Regions from separate parts of the Homo sapiens genome. Here region 1 is linked to region 2. Evidence: chromatin loops called from intact Hi-C (ENCODE). Cell type or tissue: OCI-LY7. All regions are shown on one strand. Each heading gives the region's core, and the rest is flanking DNA. Links, peaks and the distances in the headings are about the cores only. Region 1 holds the start of ZNF775 (zinc finger protein 775). Region 2 holds the start of KCNH2 (potassium voltage-gated channel subfamily H member 2).

The links. Peaks named below come from ENCODE experiments on the same cell type or tissue, not always from the same donor. Only the 100,000 strongest peaks of a DNase experiment are listed, where the experiment ranks them.
Region 1: it touches region 2 in a loop (2.5-fold over the local background); 4 of 110 quality-filtered maps call a loop at or near these places.

The regions. Positions count from the first base shown.
Region 1 is chr7:150,373,657-150,381,974 of GRCh38, forward strand. REPIN1 (replication initiator 1) reads left to right here. Exons shown (of 3, transcript NM_001099695.2): 3 at 1-383. ZNF775 (zinc finger protein 775) reads left to right here and starts at 5,674. Exons shown (of 3, transcript NM_173680.4): 1 at 5,674-5,736. It overlaps ZNF775-AS1 (ZNF775 antisense RNA 1), which reads right to left. Exons shown (of 2, transcript NR_183445.1): 2 at 6,189-6,532. RefSeq lists enhancers at 1-11, 4,663-4,822, 6,833-6,892, 8,186-8,318 and a silencer at 5,233-6,042. In OCI-LY7, for the core only: CTCF peaks have their summits at 4,710 and 4,926; DNase peaks (open chromatin) are centred at 3,734, 4,625 and 5,545; H3K4me3 peaks cover 3,514 bases; H3K27ac peaks cover 2,400 bases.
Region 2 is chr7:150,971,081-150,979,398 of GRCh38, forward strand. It overlaps KCNH2 (potassium voltage-gated channel subfamily H member 2), which reads right to left and starts at 7,241. Exons shown (of 15, transcript NM_000238.4): 1 at 6,758-7,241; 2 at 3,631-3,861. The coding sequence starts at 6,833. It overlaps LOC124901776 (a long non-coding RNA gene), which reads left to right and starts at 4,238. Exons shown (of 3, transcript XR_007060592.1): 1 at 4,238-4,395; 2 at 5,456-5,631; 3 at 5,765-6,275. RefSeq lists enhancers at 961-1,474, 4,613-5,539 and silencers at 3,376-3,445, 3,546-3,595, 3,986-4,135, 7,909-8,258. In OCI-LY7, for the core only: a CTCF peak has its summit at 4,045 (motif pointing right); DNase peaks (open chromatin) are centred at 341, 3,021, 3,711, 7,341 and 3 weaker places; H3K4me3 peaks cover 5,131 bases; H3K27ac peaks cover 4,253 bases.

The DNA.
Region 1 (8,318 bases), core at 185-8,184, 600 kb before region 2:
ACTGTGTCCAGGCTCTTGTCTGAACACCGCAGCCCCTCCTTCGCTCCTTCCAGAGCTCAGCATGTCACGGCAAGGACTGCCGCATTGGTGATGGAGGGCCAGCTGAGGGGAAGTTGCTGGTGAGTTTCCTTTTCTCCATTTCTAGCATATGGACACCTGGCCTCTGCTTGAGCACTTAGGTGACAGGAACTTCCGCACCTCCTGAGGCCCTGGATGATTCTAATTGTTAGAAATTCTAATTGTTAGAAATCCTTCCTTATAATGAATGAATTCTGCTTTCCTATAATTTCTACCTATTGGGCCTTGTTCTGTTCTCTGGAACTAAACAGAACAACCATTTACCCCTCCTTTTCAAACTAGAGAATAAAGATTTGGTTTTAGAACTGGTGGCTGGGGAGTGTTACTTTTTCTGGGGGAGCTGCGACATGTCAGGAGGAGCAGCATGCTCTCCTCCCTAGAAGGACGGGGGGCTGTGGGTGGGGCTCTGGCCACAGGCCACATGCCCAGCTTGCTGAGCTCTGGCCCCCTGCCTCAGTTCTTCCCTGAGCATACCCAGGCAGTTGGGCTAATTCTCTGGGTGGTGGGCCGAAGCTCCAGAGAACTGTGGTGGGTGGAATGCTCTCAGCTTGGTCCCAAGATTTATGTTCTTGGTCACTTGCCCTCCTAGATGGGCCCAGCAACACCTAATCTTTCTCACCACCTGGGCCTTTATGAAACTACAGCAAGCACTATGAGCTCTTTTGAGGGGTGCTGGGTGTTAAACGGACTTTGGTTATACTTGGACTGTGCCTCCAGTAGTCCTTCAGAGGTTGGACAGATGAAGGAGCCTCTGGGAGGGGAGGCTGTTCCCTGCAGCTAAGACAGCACTCAGCTTCCACACTCCACACACCAGGGTTTCAGCCTTCTTTGAGGTTGTTGTCAAACCCAGCCTGGGTCCACTTGCCCAGTGTTTGCAAAGCCTAACACCGACAGTGAGATTTGCAGCCAGAGAAAGTAAGGCGTTTATTGCAGAGCACCAGGCGAGGAGAATGGGCAGCTAAGGCTCAAACTCCCTGATGGCTTTTAAGCAAGGGTTTTTAAGGCAGGGGTGGGGAGGTTTCAAAGGGAGTTAGGGGCTGAGGAATTTCTGGAACTTCCTTATCCATTTTCTGGTTCCAGTCTGTCTGAGGTCTACGTGCTGGCATTGTCACGTGGTGACATTGGTGGGGGTCCTGGCTCCTGAAAAACAACTCAAGGATATATGTCAAGATGTTATCTTTAGGCCAGGCATGGTGGCTCATGCCTGTAATCCCGGCACTTTGGGAGGCCGAGGTGGGTGGATCACCTGAGGTCAGGAGTTCAAGACCAGCCTGGCCAACATGGTGAAACCCCATCTCTACTAAAAATACAAAATTAGCTGGGTGTGGTGGCGGGCCCCTGTAGTCCCAGCTACTAGGGAGGCTGAAGCAGGAGAATTGCTTGAACCTGGGAGGCGGAGGTTGCAATGAGCTGAGATCGTGCCACTGCATTCCAGCCTGGGCAACAGAGTAAGACTTTGTCTCAAAACAAACAAACAACCCAAAAAACAAAACAAACAAAAAGATGTTATCTTTAGTTTCTATGAGGAAGCTAACATTCTGTGACTACTACTTGAGTGACTATTGTTTAAGCTATTATTACTTTCTTGCTTAGCGGGTTATTCATTCATTTCCCCAATTCATGGTTGTAGAGCTAGCTAGGTGCCTGGAATTTCCCTGGGAGGGACTCACATTTTTGTTTATTCTCATGCTTTTCAAGTGATGGGCAGAACCCAGCAGGCTCCTAAGTGGAGTCTCTGAGGCTGGGCGTGGTGGCTCACGCCTGTAATCCCAGCACTTTGGGAGGCCGAGGCAGGTGGATCACCTGAGGTTAGGAGTTTGAGACCAGCCTGACCAACATGGAGAAACCCTGTCTCTACTAAAAATACAAAATTAGCCGGGCATGGTGGTGCATGCCTGTAATCCCAGCTACTCGGCAGGCTGAGGCAGGAGAATCACTTGAACCCAGGAGGCAGAAGTTGCAGTGAGCCGAGATCGCGCCATGGCACCCCAGCCTGGGCAACAACTCTGTCTCAAAAAATAAAAATAAAAAAAAATTAAAAAAGAGGGTCTCTGCTCCATCTCAAGGTCAGGTCAGACTTTTCAGGTGCTAGTTGCTAGGCAGGAAAGGGGGCTGATTTGATTCTGTCCTACAGTGTCCCTGGCCGGCCTGCTGTAGGACTCCAGATTTCTGTGAGCAGTCACTCTGTATGCGTCCCTGAATTGGTGGTTTCATACAAATTTGAGTACCTCTTTTTACCAGGCATTAATAGTTCTTTTCTTGCCTGTGTTAGCAATTTCTGCATATATCTCCAGCATTTAGCACAGAGCACATAAGAATAACCACAATTTGTTGACGTGAGTGGCACCTGGTGAAGTTTACCTAAATTATCTCATGTGTCCTTGTGTGGGAGGTAGTCTTCTTTTATACATGAAAACATTTGCCCACAGTCATATAACTGGTAATCACCAGAGGCAGATTCAAATTCAAGTCTGTCTGACTCCTGAAACCTGTGCTCTTGACAACCGCTGTGTGCTTAGTGGATGAACGCTGCGTGCTGCTGTTTTTGGTTAAGTATTAAATGCCAACTGTGTGGGTGGGGCTTAAAGTGTGTAGGATGGAAAGAACAGCTTCAAAGCTTCATATTGGTTTATGGGGTTATGGAGCCACTTAAAAACCTGTGTAGTTGATGGCAAATTATCTGTCAAAGCCTGGGAGCAGAGGGCGTGGTCTCAAGAAAGCCCCAGTCACATTTTTTCTCTTTGTGGGAACACAGGGTTTCCAGGGAAGGGGAGATGGCCAGGAAAGAGTAGGTCGATGTCTGGAAATGATGGGCAGGGAGCAGGGGCGGGTCCTTGGGTTGGCACCTAGGTTAGTATTGGAGCCGTTAGGGACAAGGATGAGGGTGAGAGGGGATCTGACCAGGGGTCCTAACCTTTTGAAAAGTCCCGTTTAAAGGAAATAGTCTGGGATATGGGGAAAGCGGGGTGTGGGTGTCGTCAGTGCTTCACTGCCCACTGCTTGTTATGGGGATGGGAAAGAGAGGTCCAAAGGACGGAAAGGTCACACAAGTGGCCTTGAGGGGGCTGGTAAAGCAGGAACAGAGTCAAATTGTGCCTGGTTCCTTCCTGAGTCCCTTGGTGGGTGGCCCAGTGGTTCTCAAGCCCTTGCTCTGCCTGGTTCATCACCACAGCAGTCACTGGGGAGGACTGCCTGGGTTGTAGGGGTCTGCTGGCAGGAGCTGCCCATCTCTTCTGAAGAATCCACAGTTTTTCTTTGTTTTCTTCTACAATTACAAAAGCATTAAATTATCTTTAAAAATAAATAATTCAGATAATAATGTGAACGTTCTCCTTCATTCCCCTATTCCACTCTCAAAATCCTTTTTGTTTACACTGAGAAAAGTTTGAGGAGTATTCTCCTAACACTTTTTTCCTGTGTATTTGCAAACACATATGCAGCCTCTCCCCCTGGTATTTTTTTTCTTAGTGGAAATAGGATCCCAGAGGTTCTCCATTCTTTCCACCTCTGAAATACCCTTGGTCATGGGATGCCAATCTGGAGGAAGTCTGCTCTGTAAGAAGGAAACAGGCCCAGAGAGTGGAAGTGACCCCCACCGGTGGGGGTCCTAATTTCTGAAAAACAACTCAAGGACATATGTCAAGATGTCATCTTCAGTTTCTATAAGGAAGCTAACGTTTTGTGACTCTTATTTGGGTACTATTGTTTAAACTATTACTACTTTCTTGCTTAGCAGGTCATTCATTCACTTCCCTAATTGCTGGTTGCAGGGCTAGCTAGGTGCCTGGAATTTCCCTTGAAGGGACTCAAATGTTTCTTTATTTTCGTGCATTGAATGGGGGGCTGGTGGCAGACCCCTAAGAGAGGTTCCTGCTCTGTCTCAACACTTGTAGCCAGTGGCAAATCTGGAACTAGAATACTGGTCTCAGCAACAGGAATGTATTCCACAAGCCTTCGTAGAACCTCTTCTAGGTACTCTTCTAGAAAATAAGCTAGGTGTGGTGGTGCATGCCAGTAGTCTCAGGTGTAGTTCAGGTGGGAGGATCCCTTGAGGCCAGGAGTTTGAGGCTGAAGTGCGTTATGATTGTGCCTGTGAATAGCCACTGTACTTTAACCTGGGAAACATAGCAAGACCCCGTCTTTAAAAAAATAAACAGGAGAATGAGACTCCAAAGTGTTGATAGCTAGTGATGTGTGGCCTCTTTATAGGGTGTGTATGATTTTGTATTTTACAAATCCTTCTATAGATAATATAACCAAATTAACGGTAAAAACTCAGTAAGGTATGCAGGCAACTAGAAAATTATTAACCCTATTTTATAGACGAATAAGTCAAAGTCCAGAAACAGAAAAGTATCTTTTATAAAAAGTACACATGAAGTTAGTGACAAAATCGAATCTCAGTCCCCAGTTCCTGCTGTGCTACTGAGGCTAAACCGCAGCCGGGCCTGTGGCAAATGTTTAATCAGCTGTTGACTGAAGAAAATAAGGTCCGCCTGCCCAACAGCAACCGTTTGTAGAGTCTCAGAGGCCCAGCTTCTGTCTGTATCTACCTCATGCCCCAGAGGCAGCTTCTAGCAGCTCCGGAGAGCATCCTGCCAGTGGGAGTTGACCCAGCTGCGCCCCCTTTGAGGGAGAAGTGTGAGGAATTTCCTTACAATGGGGTGGGGAGTTGCGAAGATACTCCTTCCTGAAGGTCTGGCAGTCTGGACCGGGGTGGCAACTGGGCGGAGATGATTCCGCTCACGGGAACCCTACCTAGTAACCCGACCTAGTAACGTAACCTCAGAGCCGTTCCTCAGCTAGAAAACAAAGGGATTAGGCCGGGCGCGGGTTTGTAATCCCAGCACTTTGGGAGGCCGAGGCCGCAGGGTCACTTAAGCTCAAGAGTTCGAGACCAGCCTGGGCAACATGGCGAGACCCCCATCTCTACAAAATATTTAAAAAGTTAGCAGGTTGGGAGGTTCGGTTGAGCCACGGGTTCGAGGTTGCACTGAGCCATGATCGCGCCACTGGGGTCTGAGCGAGACCACCTCCCTGAAACAGAAAACGAAGGGGTCGGGTATAATGATTTCTAAGGTCCCTCGTAGTGAACCCTAAAAGTTATCACACCCCACGGTGGGGCTATCGCGGCTTGAGGGCAGCCACAGCCTCAGCCGGGGTTTCTGTCCGGGCCCTGATGGGTCCCCAGCAGGGAGAAACAGCGTCCGGCGCGCTGTGGCGCTCGGCGAACGTGCGCTGAGTTCAGGCGTTACAACGGGGTCGCACGCGGAGTCCAGGCCTGGCAGGGGTGCCAGGACGCCGCCGGCCATCTGGGGCCCGACCTCCCAAGGTCTCCTCCCCGCGGCCGGCGGCTAGCGCGCTCACGGCGCCCGGGCCTTGCGCGCCCGCCGGGGGCGAGGTCAGCCCTCCCCCCTCGGCTATTGGCTCCAGAGAACAAAGGAGCCGCCCCGCGGGCTGCTCCGATAGGGCCGGGCGGGTCATCTGAGCGGCGCAGCCAATGGAGTGGCTGGGCGGCCCCGGGGATGGCCAGGCCCGCCAGCCAATCAGGCACCCGTGCCCGCCCCGCCTGCCCCGGGAATGGCCAGGGCCGGGAGCCCGGTGCCCAAGTCGCCCTCGGGGTGGCAGTTCCCGTTAACCTTAGCCACAAAGTCAAAGGTATTTATTTCCCCGTCGCCTCCCTCCGAGTCCCTCTGCATTTTGGGCGGGGAGGGGCGGTGCGAGGGATGGACCAGCGCCCGGCCCCGCTCCTCCCGTGCTGCCTCCGCCCGGCCCGGGCTGGGGCGGAGGGATGGGGCGGGGGCCTGGGGTGCCCCGAGCCCCGCGCGCCCCCCGAGCCCCGGGTCTCAAGCGTTCCCTCTGCCCCGACACAGCCGAGGGGAAAGGGGCGCGGCCGAGGGTGGGGAGGGCGCCAGGCCAGGGCAGCGAGGTTAGGAGGGAGGCTAGTGAGAATGGAGGGAGGACGCGGTGGCGAGTAGAGGGGTCGCCCGCGGGCGGTCTCTCCTGGGCTGTCCCGTTGTTCCGAGTTCCCCGTCCCTGTTCGCCTCCCTGATAGATCAGTTTCTGGGGGCAGGAACCCCAATGCTCGCTGCAGAGTGACAGACACATAGTAGGTGACCAATAAATGTGTGATTAAACGAGCGGGGATAAGGATTGGGGGTGGAGATAAGTGAGAGGGAAGCACCGCAGAAGTTGGAAGTGTGTGGTGTCGGGTGTGGCGGAGAACTCCTCTCTAGGAAGATGGGCACAGCAGCCGCGAACTCGGTGGGGCGGGGTGCGGGCATCCCCTCTGTGAAGAACGTTGAGGATATCTACATGTGGAAGGTGTGGAGATGGGTCCTCCTTCGGCCCTTTGAGCAAGATGATCTGAGCTGGGGCTGGGTGTGGTCAGAGCCCCAGGGGTTGGAGGCGGACGACAGCCCAAGGCTTCACAGCTAACTGTTCCCATGTTCATCTGTAAAATGAAGAGATTAGATGGCAGTTGTCTCCTTTCAGCTTGAAGGTTCATGCTTCCGTGCTTCAAATCTGTTTTGTACTGAAATTTCTTTTATTTAAGTGTTCCCTTATGACAGTTTTTATTAATGGATTACTGTGTGTGGAGCCTGTACTGGGTGCAGGGGAGAGAGAAGGACCCTGTGTTAAGATGCATGTAGTCTTGTGCAGACTAACAAATTGATGACAATGATGATTCCATGTAGATGGTCCTAGGTGCACAGGTTAAACAGAGAAGGGATTCCTGGCTGTGCCTGGTGTGTCCAAAAAGGCTTCCTGGTCAAAGCGATCCCTAATCTGGGCTGGGAAGGGGAGAACTGAGCAAGGGCCTTCCAAGGTTGGTCACAGGGTGCGAGGACACGGTGAGTTCAAGAGCCACGAGAGGATGGGGCGTGTCGGGGTGCAATGGGGAAAGATGAGCAGAGTTGAGTTCTCAGTTCCCTCTTATCCGAGGTGTGCGTGCCAGCAAGTCCATTTGGTGGGGGTCTGGGTTTCTGAAAAACAACTCAAGGACATATGCTAAGATGTTACCTTTAGTTTCTTTAGGCAACCACACGTTTCGTGTGGTCTGACTTCCTTGCTATTATTTTAGCTACGATTACCTTCTTATCAGGTTGCACATTTACTTCTCAGGACCAGCTAGGTGCCTGGAATTTCCCTGGAAAGAACTCAAGATTTTCCTTTATTTTCATGATTGGAGGGCACAGCAGGTGCCTGAAGGGGTCCCTGCTCCATCTCACTTTGCTTTCCCAAGGTCCTTTGAATGCAGCAAGGGATGCAAACGTGTTTATTAATTAAAATGTGACACCTCTTCAGAGATTGTTAGCAGCTGGGTTTATCCTCGGCCTTCAGCTCAGATGCAGGCCCTGACAGGTTCCTGAATATTAGAATTGGGGCCGAGGAATGTAAGTGCAGCTCTCGCCTCTGAAGGGAGGTGGGTGAGGAGGAGGGGGCCAGGGGTGTGGCGCAGGGGAGGTGTGGGTGGGACAGTTCCAGCAAGCGTGTTTACCTCTGGCCGGTGAAGGAAGTCTTGGAAGGAGGTACCTCAGGATCATGGCTGGGGTTGAATTGGGGACCTCTGGGAGGTGGGCAGGCATAGTGGATAAGGCAAGTGACCTGCTTGCATGCAGATCAGGTCTCCTGGGAATGTCGAGGGGAGCAAACTGAAGCCATGAAACCAGGCTGGCTGTTCATACCCTGAGGTACAGTTCTTATAACCCTGAGTGGGGAGCGGGTGATGGCAACAGCAACGACCTAAATCGAATTTGTCTTGCACCTTGGGAATGTCTCTCAGAGTCCTCTCACACTGTTTGCGTCCCGCCATCCCCACCCCCCACCGCCCCCGCCCCACTTGATATAACAATTCTGTACCACGAGCAAGCGTTATTTCCATTTTCAGGTGGGGAAACTGAGGCCCAGAGAAGGAAAGTGGTTTGCCTGGGATCATGTGGCTAACCAGAAGCAAACCCAATCTCAGTCCCTGTCTGGGGCCTCTCAGCGGCTTTTTCCACTATGGCCTGTTCTTTGGGTTGGACAGTGGCCCGCCCTTTCCCTTGGCTCCCCTCCTCTGTTCCCTCCCCAGATTGAGGACTGGGGTGTTTGGGAGACTGAGGTCTGAAGATGGTGGAGTAGGAAGAGGGGAAGGGTCAGGGCTGGGAGAGTGGTCACAGTGGGGGTGGCCTTGTGCTGAGTGGGATCCGGGAAGTTGGAGAGGAGCAGGGTGGGTCATGGGGGGTGGGACAGGGGAG
Region 2 (8,318 bases), core at 12-8,011:
GATTTAAAGGAATGGGCACAGGAAGAAATGAAGAAGGCAAGGAAGAAGACAGGACAGACGGCCTTGGGGGACGGAGAAGGGCAGGAGGCCCAGAGGAGTGGGGCTGATCACAGGAGGTACTAAGGATTTCAAGGCAGTCTGAGGTCTGAGGCCTGCAGGAGCACTGGGGAGGCTGGGTTCCAAGGCCGGGGACAGACCGAAGCCCACTGGGCGTGGGGCCACCTCTGAGGCCCTGGGCACAGTGCACTGGGGAGCAGGCCTGGACAGCAGGTCCCCACCCCCTCCCAACAGCCGCAGCATCAGCTGTTGCAGTGGGGGGCCCTCTGACCCTGTTACCATGGCAACTGGCCTGCAGCTGGAGTGGAGAAGCTAATAGACTCCTCTCCAGAGACACCACCGTCCCCACCCACGCACAAGCTCCCGGGGACACAGGGACATGGAGCCAGGCCAGGCCAGTCAGAGGTATGAGCAGCCAGACAGAGCCTTCCAGATAGAGGCTCCGAGGGGTGGGGGACAATGGGAGAGAGGGAGAGAGGCAAGGAGCAAGGTTCCGGGGTGCTGAGGCGAGGGAAGAAGACAGGAGGAGGCACCAGAGAGGAGATAAAGACCAAGGGACAGAGAGTAAGCCAGGCAGGCAGAAGACAAAGGCAAGGAGATGTGGGGAGTGAGAGAGGAGCCGAGAAGGTGGGCACAGTCAGGCTGGCTGAGCACGGTGGCAGGGAAGCAGGGAGCAGAGGCAGGAACAAAGAGCAGAGAGGATGCAGGGGGACAGAGAGAAGGGACTCTGTGAGGACTGGCAGAGGAGGAGCCACAGCCCCCATGGCGATGTGGGAGCACAGGTGTGGACCCAGCCAGCACCTGCTGCCCGGGGTGCCTCCCCAGGGCCTTGCGGGGATGTTACCGCCAGCCAGCCTCACACCACTGGACTCTGCCCCCAATTCCACCTGAATCCCGGGCCTGACTTCAAGGGGCACAGGGCCAGTGAGCCCCAGGCACCTCATGTCTCTCCCTTCAGCCCACACTCCCCCAGTCTAGCCTCCCCACCTCCCAGCAGTCCCAGCAACTAAATAATGGGGCTGTCTGGCTCCAGGCCCTGACACTGCGCAGAGCAAGGCTAGAGGCACCAACACAGCACAGCTGTCCACGGCGGCGCCTGCCAGCAGAAGGCTCCACCTCCTGCCCAGCTCCCCCTACCCGAGGCTGGCCCAGGCAGAGACCCTGAGAAAGGCCTGGACAGAAACAAGGGGTGGCGCAGGCATTCCTCACCTCCGCCTCCCTACCAGGCCCATGTGTGAGTACACACACAGGCACGCACACACGCAGCCCAAGCCAGGTCCCGGGGATCACAGGAGGGACTGAGTGTTTCAAGGCAGAAGAAGCGGAGGCTGAGGAAATCTGTCTGCATCACCCCAGGCCTAGAATGCCAGGATACATGGGGTCCTAGGTGGCTGAGTGCCAGGCCAGCCTGTTGGCCAACAGGAGACACCTGAGCCCCGTGGAAACTAGGTGAGAGTGAAGAAGGGGACAGACAGAGATTGCTGGCACAGAGTTTTCTGGGTCACAGCCCCATTTTTTGGAGTTGTAACCTGGAGAGGGGACAAGTTTGAACTTGGGCTGGGGATCTGGGTTCTAATCCCACTCCTTCCACTGATTCACTGGTCATCAGACCTCTGCTTCTCCGTCCTTCCACCTGCAAGTCGAATGGGTTGGATTAGGTGATCCCACAATAACTCCTCTGCAGAAGGGGGCCCATAGCCATCCTCTCCAGAAGGGGCCAGCCTAGACTGGGAGGGAGGGCCAGCTCCACCTAAGAGCACTCCACACATACCACAGCCAAAGGAAAGAGCCCTCAGCCGCTGCTGCCAAGAGGCCAAATCCCCAGCACAGCTACATCGTAGTGGGACTGGCACCGTGTTTACAGAGCACGGCCCGTTGCAGGCACTCTCTATGAAAGCTCAGCACCCTTGTGAAGGTCCAAAGCAAGGCACGTTATCCCAGAAGTAGAAACAGGCCCAGGGAAGTCAACCAACTTGTCCAGTAGTGTATAATTTCCAGCATTGTCTTAGACACAAACCCAGGACTTATGGGTTCATATTCTTTTCAGTACACCTGTGGTTGGCAAACTTTTACAATAAAATTTCACATGAGATAATGTACAGCATACAGATAGACCTGCAACTACCTGGTGTCATTTTCAATATATGACAGACAGAACAGAGCGCACAGGGCTCCGGTCAGACAGATGTGGGCTCCGTTCCCAACTGCTATTTTCTAGCTGTGTGACTGTGTGAACTTCAGTTTCTTCATCCCCCAAAATGAAGACAACAGTAGTGTCTACCTCCCTGGGTTGTGAAGAGTGCCTGAGATAAGAGAAGTAAAGCATTTGGCCCAGTGTCTAGCCCCTAGAAACCATCCACTGCCTTCAGGGTTTGAGTCTAGTCTCACAGCCCCTGCCTCCTGCCAGTTAGAACCCTGATTTGCTGTGAGCGAACCTTCTTCCACAGGGTGCAGGGACCATGCCCCCTCTAGTGCCGTCCAGTGATGCCACAGACTGTGCACGCCTGCAAAAGCACAGCCTGGAGGATGCAAAGCTTTGCAGGGCCACCCCAGCCAACCCTGAGCACACAGGGCTGGCACATGGGGCTGGCTGGCCTGGTCCCAAACAGAAAGCAGAGCGTGCTCACTGTCTACAGCAGACAAGCTCCCTGAGGGCAGGAGCCTCATCTGTCCTGCCCATCTCCAAGAGCCTAGTGCCTGCCAGGCTCACAAGGGTTGAGTCAATGCTTATGGGACACACGCTAGGAAGCAGCAAGGTTTGCACGCGTTCCAGAGCCGCCTCTGCAGCCGGATTCTGCCCACAGGACCCCAGTCCTCCTGCTCTGCCCGCCCTGACCAGAGCCCACCCCAACAGGGCATTCACGGTGTGGGAGCAGCCCCACCCCGGGCTCTGTTTATCCGCTCTCCGGAAGCCCAGAGCAGCTGTGCTGGGAGGCGGTGGCTGAGTAAAGACACCTGGCGCAGGAGAGGGTGGCAGGGCGGGGCGCTCGACAGCTGAGACAAAGGGAACTGAGGTTGCGGGGAGAGGCACGCACCTCCCCCAGGTGCTGCTGAAGCGCAGGGCAGGAGGGGGGCAGCAGAGACAGCCAGAGTCCTGCAGCCCTCCTGTCCCTCCATGACATCTCCCAGACCTGTCACCTGGCAGCAACTGCCCTAAGGTAGATAGGGGCCTGTGCCCGGATGTCAGCGCACAACTGCCAATCTGACCTTTAACCTCCATCCACGCACGTACCTGCCATCCCAGCTCGGTCTAACTCTAGTCCAACTTGCTCTACGTGCCCACACCTGCCCAGGGAAAAAAAGGACCAGAGGAGCCAGACCCACAGCCTAGCAACTCCTTTGCCCTCCTGAAAACCATCTCAGCAGAGTGAGGCGCAGGCCCCGGAACCGCGCCTCCCACAGGCACACCGCAGGGCCCCCGCCCGCGTCACACCCCCACAGAACCCTGCCCGGGCTCGGGGCGTTCTCCAGCCGCCCCCACACCCCCACACCCCCACGCACCCTGCCCCTCGCCGTGGTCCCGCCCCTCTTGACCCCGCCCCTGGTCGTGGCCCCGCCCCGGCCCGCTCCTACCATCTTTCCGGTAGAAGGCGATTTCCACTTTGCGCTCCTCGGCGCCCAGCAGTGCCTGCGCGATCTGCGCGGCAGCGCGGCGCTGCGTGCGCGGCCCGTGCAGGAAGTCGCAGGTGCAGGGTCGCTGCATCACCTCGGCCCGCGAGTAGCCGCACAGCTCGCAGAAGCCGTCGTTGCAGTAGATGACGGCGCAGTTCTCCACCCGAGCGTTGGCGATGATGAACTTACGGCCTAGGGGGGCGGGGAGGAGAGTGCGCGTGAGCGGGGACCCCAGCCTCCGGGACTCCCAGCCCTTCCCCACATTCTCCACTCACACAGCCGCCCGGGGACTCCCCGCCACAGGAAGCATGGCTGGGACTGGGGTCCCAGCAGGGGGCGAACGCAGCTGTGCGTGTGCCCCGATACAGGTGCCTGGCCGGCCGGGCCGCGCGGCGCGCCCCCTCCTCCGCCTGGCCCGCGGGCGGGCTGCGTGGCTTCCCCCGGGCAGGCCGCCAGCAGCCCGCCGCCTCCTCCATGCCCGAGGCTGAGGCCAGCCTGGCGGGTGTCAGCAACGCGTGTCAGCAGCCGCGGCGGAGGGATAAACACTGGGCCTAGAAAGGGAGCCTGGGAAAGGCCAGAGATGGCGGCCAGGATTCCCTTTGCATCGGCTCTCTGGATTCTGCTTTTAATTTCCCTGCTCTCCAGACTGGGGGGCGCTCCCTGAGCCACTCCTTATCCTGAGGCTCCCTAGGAAATCACTCCCCGATTATCTGAGGATCCTACCAGGTCAGTACCCCCTAGAACTTCTGCACACCACCCCCGCCCCAAGGGCAGTCAGGAGCTGAGGGGTGGGTGTGCCAGAGAGGATGAGGGAAGTTACACGTTGAACACCTAAGGACGCTGCATCTCATTAGGTCCTCTGACAACCCCATAAGGTAGGTGTTATTATCCTCCTTTTATAGATGAAGAAACCAAGGCTCCAGAGAAGTTCGGCACCATGCCCAAGTCTTGCAGCTTGTAAATGATAGAGCCAGCTTTTGAACCTTGGTCTGGCAGAGGCAGAAGAATAAGCTGAGGGTCACAGGCAGAAGCCCAAGGTCATAGGAAGCAAAGAGAGGGACCTGCAGCTCCAAACCCTGGACACACCTGGAGCCTGGGCGGGGCCTGAGACTTTGGCCCCACTTGTAGGAAAACAGACCCAAGAAAGGGGACCTGCCCAGGGATGTGAGGCCTTCCTCAGTTTGGCCTCATCCTGGATGAGCACCCCCATGGTTCCATTTCTGCCAGACTTGGCTCCCTGACTCCAGGCCTGCCCGGAGAGCCAGGCTGGCGAGTGAGCAGCAGGCAGGCAGCAGCCTCACTTGTGCCAGGCAAGATGCTCCTGGGATAAGAGCTTTTTATAAACAGAAGTTTCCGGCCACTTTGGCCTGTAATGCTGGGGCTTTCAGTAGCAGTTGGAATTCTCCCCCTCCCTTCCCCTCCCCTCCCCAGCAAGCATAGCCCTCAGGTTGCAGCCCTAGGCAATCCTACGTGCAAAGCTGGGCTGCAGCAGGGCACCCTGAGATAGGCCCAGGCCATCAGGACTTGGCCTCCTCCCACCTTTCTCGATTCTCCCTTCCCCTGGCCCCCAGAAAGTTGCCTTTTGGAACTGGTTCATCTTTTGGCCAGTTCCCAAGGCCCCCCAGACCTCCCAGGCAGCCATCAATTCCAGGAGTCAGGGTTTCCTGTCACCTGAAAAGACCCCCTAACTCGGCCTCCAGCTCTGCCACAGTCCAAGGCAGTCCAGAGGCCCAGCCACACACCCCAGCTTCATAGAAGAAAAACCACCCCTTGTCCTCTCTCCCAGGCTGGGGAAAGAAGAGCAAGTTTCTTCGAAGGCATGCCCCACCCCACCACACACCCTTCACTGAGATCCTGGAATACAGGGATGGGACAGAAAGCCTGCCCCTCCTCCACAGACCTGGAACCTGAGACCCAAAGAGGGAAGAGTCACTCAAGGTCACATGGCAGTCAGTGGCAAAGGTAGGGCTAGAATCCAGCACCCCCCCCCACATCCATCCCAGCCTCCTCGTAGGCCCGCCCACAGCCTCCCCCTGGGCCCACCCCCACCTCTCAGGGAGGCCCTCAACCAGTGTCATTGTCTCCACCCCCTCAGGATCATCTTGTTCCTCCGCTTCACACAATACTGACCATCGGACTGACCCCTCCTTCCCCCAACCACCGTTACAAGCACGCGTTGTCCTGTGCTCACAGGGTCATGGACAAGGAATGTCATCCTCTCCCAACTCCCAGGGCCCTTGGCAGTCACACCCACTGTGGCTCATGCAGCCTTAGGGACAGGCACATGAATGCTGCCCACCCCCAGGACATTTGCCTAATCTGGGACCCTTCTAGAAGCCTCCCTACCAGGCAGGCATTAGGGGTGCTGTACTCCCGGTCCCCATAAGGGAATTAGGTGACAGTCTCCAGGGCAAGAAAACCCACAACTTGGGGGTACCACAGGGAGCTGCTTACCCTCAAAGCCCAGCTCTAGCCCCAGGACACCCTGTCTCCACAGAGCCCACAAGCTCGCAGCCTTGTCAAAGACACCTCCCCACCGCCCATACAGGGTCTAACTCACGGGTGACACATGGGCTCAGGGTTATATACACACGGCACACACAAGAAGAGATTATGAGCTGACCCTGCATCCACGGCTTTTCAGTCCCTCCGGCACAACACAGTCAAGATCTGGCAAGACCAGTGTGCGCGCTGGACTCTCGGGATCCCAGGGTTTGGGTCGTACACACTCTTATGCCCTTGCACACAGCCCCATCCACGTCCACGCACCCAGAGTTGGGGACACCTGCACACTCCATCCCACATCCCTTCCCTGCACACTCAGCGTGTCACACACACTCCGATCCCAAAAGCCTGAGCTGAGTTTCCCGCCCCAAGCCCCAACCCCAAACCCTTTGGCCCGGTGCCCACGGCCCCGGTGCACCAAGCCTTGCCCCCGCCGTCCCCTCGCCAAAGCCTGGGGCCCACCAGGCCCCATTGACTCGCACTTGCCGACGCACACGGCCCGGGCACGCCCCCCCATCCACACTCGGAAGAGCTCGGCCCGCCCCCAGAGCCCCCTCCCCGCTCAGCCCCCTCCCCCACTCACTCTGGCCCTCAAACTTGCGGATGATGGTGTCCAGGAAGGTGTTCTGCGGCGCGACGTGGCCCCTCCGCACCGGCATCCTGAGCCCATGGGCGGGCCGGGCGGGCCCCCACCCACCCCGGCCCGGCCCGGCCCAGCACTAGGCTTCGGGTGGCCCGGCCGGGCCGTGGTCCCCGCACCCCGCGGCCAAGCCGAGCACGGGCGCGGCCAAGACTGGACTGCGGGCGCCGGGTCCTCGCTCGGCTCCCGGCTCCCCGCTCCGGACCCCGGGCCCGGCCTGGAGCCGCCTGAGCGCGAGCCGCCCGCCGCCGGCACACCTGTCTGCCGGCCCCCGCCGAGCCGCGGGGCCCGCTCCGCCGCGTCCCCGCGCTGCGCTCCGCCCGCCCGAGCCCCGGACTCCTGGCTCCCGCCTGCCACCGCGCCGACAGCCGCTCCAGCGCCCGCGGCTCGGGCAGCGCCTGCGGCTCGGCCCGGCCGCGGAAGGGTTAATGCGGCGCGCGCCCCTCCGGCTCCGGCCCCCGCCTCCCGGCCCCCTCCCGCCTGCCGCGCGCCCGCAGCACCGCCCTCTCCCCCCCCCATCCCGCCCCACCGCGCGCGCCCGACCTTCCCATTGGCTGAGCCGCGCCGAGTGCTCCCCCAACGCCAGCCCCTCGCTCTGCCAAGGAGCCCCTGGGACTCGCGCGCCCAGAAGAGGGGGAAGGGACCCTTAGGCAGGGGAAACCGTGAGGACAGGTGCCATGGCCGGCTTGTAGGCGGCCGGGATGGGGGAAGGGATTCCACCCCCACCCCAGATTAGCGACTAAGAAACCTGATTTGAAGGGAAACGGCGGGTCCTTATGCCCTGGTTCCCCACCACGCCGAGCACTGGCTTGGTATACACAGCACGCGCTCAGTGCCTACTGTGGGTGACCGGGGCAACGCCTGGACCCTCGAAGACGAGCCCGGAGTCAAGGGAGACCCTGGAAATAGGAAAAGCAAGACAATCTGAAGGCCCCAGAGCAGCAGAGCTCTGAAATAAGGGAGGGTTAAACTTAGAAGGGGCACGCCCCCTGCCCCAACACACACACACACACACACACACACACACACACACACATACACACACACACACACACACACACACACACACACATACACACACACACACGGAGAGAGAGAGAGCCCTCTGTGGGGCTCTGCATAGGAGCTGCACAGAGAGGGACATTCTGACAGCAGTTGCGGCCTCCTAGCTGCAGGATCAAAGAGAGGTCCCTGAGCGCGAGGTTCCAACCAGGGGATCCCCGGGTGCGAGCGGCCCGCCCTCCCCCGGCAGCCCGGGGCCAGCCTTGCACGCCCAATCGGCGGGCTCGGGGCCCTGCGGCGGCGGCCACGGCCCAGCCCCTCGGAAAGCCCTGGCCTAGCCGCAGGCCCCTCCCCCCGGCCAGCTGGCTCGCTCCAGCTGCGGCTCCCTTATTTAGGCAAGGAGGCCTAGGGATGCTCAAGGGCAGGCGGGGTGTCTGCCCCGCCGCCTGCTCATCGCCTGCTTGCGTCTGAGTGAGGGTCTCCGGGCGCGGTGTCCTCGGAC